Linked DNA regions of Homo sapiens: region 1 is linked to region 2. Evidence: chromatin loops called from intact Hi-C (ENCODE). Cell type or tissue: PC-3. All regions are shown on one strand.

Evidence for each region. A loop is a pair of places that touch in the nucleus more often than their neighbours do. Peaks named below come from ENCODE experiments on the same cell type or tissue, not always from the same donor. Only the 100,000 strongest peaks of a DNase experiment are listed, where the experiment ranks them.
Region 1: a loop joins it to region 2, with 3 times the contacts of the local background. A loop is called at or near these places in 3 of 110 quality-filtered maps.

The regions. Positions count from the first base shown.
Region 1 is chr1:107,681,936-107,684,435 of GRCh38, reverse strand. VAV3 (vav guanine nucleotide exchange factor 3) reads left to right here. Exons shown (of 27, transcript NM_006113.5): 19 at 903-948. Among named protein-coding and RNA genes, the nearest start is that of MIR7852, 210 kb to the left of the region's middle. In PC-3, no CTCF peak of the experiment used is centred here; DNase peaks (open chromatin) are centred at 1,155 and 1,845; H3K4me3 peaks cover 957 bases; H3K27ac peaks cover 2,152 bases.
Region 2 is chr1:107,593,160-107,595,659 of GRCh38, reverse strand. All of the region lies in intron 25 of VAV3 (vav guanine nucleotide exchange factor 3), which reads left to right. Among named protein-coding and RNA genes, the nearest start is that of MIR7852, 300 kb to the left of the region's middle. In PC-3, no CTCF peak of the experiment used is centred here; DNase peaks (open chromatin) are centred at 919, 1,529 and 2,009; H3K4me3 peaks cover 1,554 bases; H3K27ac peaks cover 2,109 bases.

The sequences.
Region 1 (2,500 bases), 89 kb before region 2:
AGCCAAGTGTGCTCTGAATGAAACCAAGTCTTCACACACAGATACAAACCCCAACACATAAAAAGAAAATTGCTTTTGTGAAAATCTAGATTGTATGATAGTCATAGACTCAGCATTTCATCCAGTTGCATAATAAAGAAGTGAAATCAAGCCCTTCTTAATTAGTGAGATTACTGTAGTTAGGTGGGAATGAGTTTAATGCTTTAGAAATAAAATATGTAGCCATGCATTTTCATAGATTTAAAATCTCTTGTTTTGTGTTTCATCTGTAATTTTTGTAATGCAAAGTTGTTTTCTTACAGATTCATTTTCTATAATAAGAATTCATTTTTATGATTCACAAGCTGCATGTCTGTTTTGTTTTTTAAAGTGTTCAGATACAACTGGTCTATAATTAAAACACTATTCTCATTTAAGTGTTGGCTAAAATCAGAGCTTCAGATCTTTGTTTTGAGGTTGTATACCTTCTTCAGTCTGGTCTGTGAGGTCCCATAAATAGCTGAGTTAGAGTTTTATGAGATCAGTTTAAGGCTGTTGTTGCTCATATGTCTTGGCTGGGAACATATTCTAACCAAGATGGCTGCTGGGCTTTGTTCTCTCCATCGTCACTATGACTTAACAAATTGAGTCCCAATATTTGGAGTTGGCAACCAAAAAGATTTTTTTTCTTACTGTTATAAGGTACCAACAACTTATCAAGTGTAATGATATACACGTGGAAGACTTACTAGAAAAACAAATAAAACAAACTTTAAAACCATATTCTGATCAAATTTAGTCATACTTTGACTTGGAAAATGTGCAACATTCATTTGCTTTCCAAAGTGCCAGTAGTAATACAATTTAATAGTGCAAAATTACCAACACATATTTGTTTTGCTTTGTTTTACTTTACTGCACAGAAACGGACCAATGGACTGCGAAGAACTCCTAAACAGGTGGATCCAGGTGTGTTTCTGATTAAACCTTCCATAATTATGGCTTCAGCTAAGTGCTTATGAAAGGATATGGGAATTGCTGTGGAAAGTGAGGCATATTGTTGGCCTTTGTTCCTCATAATTTGGTGTATAATGTGTGACCAGGAGGTCATGGTCTAACGTGTAAATCATTCACATGAGTAACTACCAGCAACTACCAGCATTGCACTCTTTCCACAGTCAGCAGTTGAGCTGGTTATTTGCTTACTGAACAGCCTCAGGGTGCCTGGTTAATGCTCACATATCCAGCACCCTCCCTGTGTTCCTTTGTAAATCTAGTAAGAAAACCAGCCAGCTAGCTGCCACTTAAAAATCACTGTTTTCTAAGTAAGTAGGGGAGAGCATAAACCAGACAACTGGTACCCACCCTCCATCAGAGAAAATTTCTTAATTCTATATCCATGCTATTTTATAATAGCAGCATGTTTTTTGGGGACTTTGTGACAAGTTTCCTCTCCGGAGACCAATTATTTGTCTGCAGAAAACGTTCAGTTGTTTTCTATTTAGCATTGTGAGATTTGCCCTGTCATTATGTTAGTATAATTATTTTTCATCCATTATGCAATGCCTTCTTTCCACAGTTTAATTACCAAAGATTTTTTATGTATGTGATCCTTTTGTTGTGAGTAAAAGGTATTCACAGTTAAAGGATTCCAAATACACGAACTTGATGATAAACCAAGGGGAACATGAGAAATAGAGTAGCTTTGCTGGAAAATAATCTGGACTATGTGTTTCATTTTGTTTTCCTATCATAAGTGGTATTCACCTAGTTGTAAAGTTTAGTTTTCAAAGCATTATAGTTTATAACTGAAACCACACCCATGGTAGCATTGCCAGTTTATGAGCTGTTTAAGATTTATAGGAGCTTTGTTGCCTCTGGCTAGAAATTGCCTCACTTGTGTCCTGAGACTAGTTTAAATCTTTTAACTACAGAACAAATTTGAAGCCATTAAAAAAACAGGGGTTCTGGTTTACTTTTTAATAGTTCTGACTTTCCCAAGACAATATCCTTTGCAGAGGACTCCCTGCAATAATATTTAGAAGTGACTTTCTCTATTATTTTCAGTAGGGGTATATGACTGTGAACATAATATTTTTGTCTTATTTTGTGTGAGTTATAGTATTGCTGTTTCAGAAAAATTACTTAACCTTTATAAGTGTTATTTTTTTAATGTATTTTTTCTTTCTTCTCCCCTCAGGGAAATGCATTTTTGTATTTGTAGTATGTCAATAGGAACATATTTGACTCAACCATTTATAGCCAAAATTTTCTAGAATCCCTTACATTATTTAGATTAGTAAATTCCCAGATTAGAAATATGGCAAAGTAGAACAACAATAAAACAGATTTATACTCCTTTATCCTAAAGGTGATGGCTTTGTATAGGTACAGTTTTTTTGTTTTGTTTTTCTATTTGTCCAAAGACTTTAGAACTTCATGAAGAATAAACTTACAAGAGAAGTGCTGTTGTATTTATGTTTGTAAGAACATACGTGGCTGGGTGCAGTGGCTCACGCCT
Region 2 (2,500 bases):
ACAAAAGCATGTTATGGTTGGACTGTGAGTCTAAGTCGAAAACCTTTTCTCTCATCGTTTAATGTTACATAATCTTCCTGGAGATAGAGCATGTAACAAAAAAATTGAAAAATGTCATCAAGAAGGTGTGATTTTATTTTCTTAATCTGATATCACTTTATTTTTTTTAAATAAGTGTTTTGGGGAAGAAGTGAATACAATTTCATTACTCTTAGAATCTTTAGCCTAAGCAACACTGGGATATCTAGAGGTATTTGAAAACAGAATTTGCGTCGGTTTAATATAACTTTATATTTTTCCTTGAAAGCAGAAACTGAAAGGGGAACAGGTAATGCTCTGGGTTTCAACAACATCAGTGAAGTTTTATACATTTCAATTCAAGTAAACAAACAATCTGTCACATCAACTGACATATTTTTTATTTAAGTAACTTAATATATGTTTTCCTCACAGTGATCAATGATGTATGCCTAAGCTCGTGCAATGAAAGTAGAGCGAACTTTATGTTAAAACTTTAAACACCTATTAGATTTTATGGTGTTATTTTTTAGCCCAAGATTACCTGATTATTTTAGATTCTCAAATAGGCATAATTTTTGCTCATTCAAAAATGGAAGTTTTCTCCAAAAAAACAATTTTCCTACCAATATCTTAAAACTCTGTTGAAGCTATGACATTTCCCCCAGCATGAAACATGTAATTTTCGAAGCTCTGTTTCTTTGCCTTCCCAGCAGCAAGAGATAATAAAAGTTGCCAGGGAGGTCAGTTAGATGAAAAATCCTGTTTGAGTTGTTCACTTAGCTCTAGAGAGCCTAGGAGGGAGAAGTGGGGCAGACAGGGAGAACAGATGTCCCATATTAGGTAGGAAGGTCACTAACCCTCATATTTCACTCTGTGGTTCACTCCCAGCCAATTCCTTAGTGTTTAGTACATGGAGGTACTCAGAGAATGTAGCCCGGCAATGAATGAAGTTGTCTAACTTAAAATTATGTCTCATGTTTAATGAAGTATTTAATGCTCAACTTGTTTGACAACTAAGAAGGGAATTACAGGACTTTTTCTTAAAAAAAAGCATAGCCAGTAGAATGTCTTTGAATATCCATGCTAGCCCCAGATAAATTTTTCAGCAAATAAACTCATGAGTTCAAACTTCCCTATCCAGTCTTTTTAAGAGATTCTGACAACTTGAATCAAGCCACTAAAACTTTTTTTTTGTAATTGTGAAGGGAAAGCAAACAATTCATTGAAAATTTTATATTTGTTATCGTTTGGTTTTGTTCATCAATTATTCATTCATTCGTTAAACAGATATATATTAAACACCTAACACATACAAGGCACTGTTCTGGTTCTGGGATATAGCAATTAAGAAGACAAAGTTCCTGCCTTTATGGAGTTTACATTTCAATGGGGAAACTCAGGCAAGTCTGGTTTGGAGGAGTTTCATATTTTTATATAGAGTGGTCAGGTAAGATCTCCCTCGTAAAGCAACTCAAAAGGAGAGAAGGGGTGTAGGTTGGTAATGATTGCACAGTGGTTAACACTCCAAGATTAGTCATTCGTTACTGCAAAGAAGGATTACAATCTTAGATCAAATTTGTGATACCATTCCAGTGTTTTATTTACTTTATACTAACTTTGTATAAAGTTAGAGGAAGACTAAGATGGTTCTGAGGACTAAATGAGGTGTTCTATATAAAGCACTTAGCATAGTGCTCTTACATGGTAAACAGTAAAAGTTACTGCTGACTCTACAACTTCTACTTCCTCTACTACTGCTGCTACTTCTAACTCTTATTCTAACACAGTACTTTCCTATATTTCTAAGGCTTGAATACATTTACTAATTATGACTCATAGCAATGTACATCTTTGCCTTTATGATTTTTTAAATATAACTTGCTTATTTTTATACCAAGTCTTGATAAAAGCTCACCCTTAAAGAAAGACTGCTTCTATTTTTATGCATTTTATACATCCCAGGAAGTGGTAAGGAGGAAATGCTGCATGTTTGTATAGAAAGATTGTGCAAGATGTCTTCATATTGCTTACCTTTGGTTCATAGCTTTAGGTATGCTGCTATCATCTAAAAATAACATTTGCCAAGCATTATTACCTTGGGATACTGGGTTGGACAGAAATGGCATCTCCATTACTTCTAAAAGTCCTTGGAGGATACAGAGCAGGCAAGGTAAAGCTTGGAACCATTCTGTGTTCTGAGTAGAGGTTGAGAATAGAACTTCAACTCCTGAAACCTGCTGTTTATTATTGTTATTATTTTTAAATAATCTAGTCACCTTGGAAAAGAAAGCCCCAGGGCACTGTAGTGGCCACTTACTTTTGGGCTACTCTAGGTTAGAATGTTCGTAGAATGTTTACCAATTATTTTTTCAAGTATGTACAATGTGATAAGATTATGACAGGACTATCTTATGCAAATTCAAAGTAACATCTAAAAAGATATTGATTAGAATTAAGCAAGTGTCCAAAGTATTGGGCA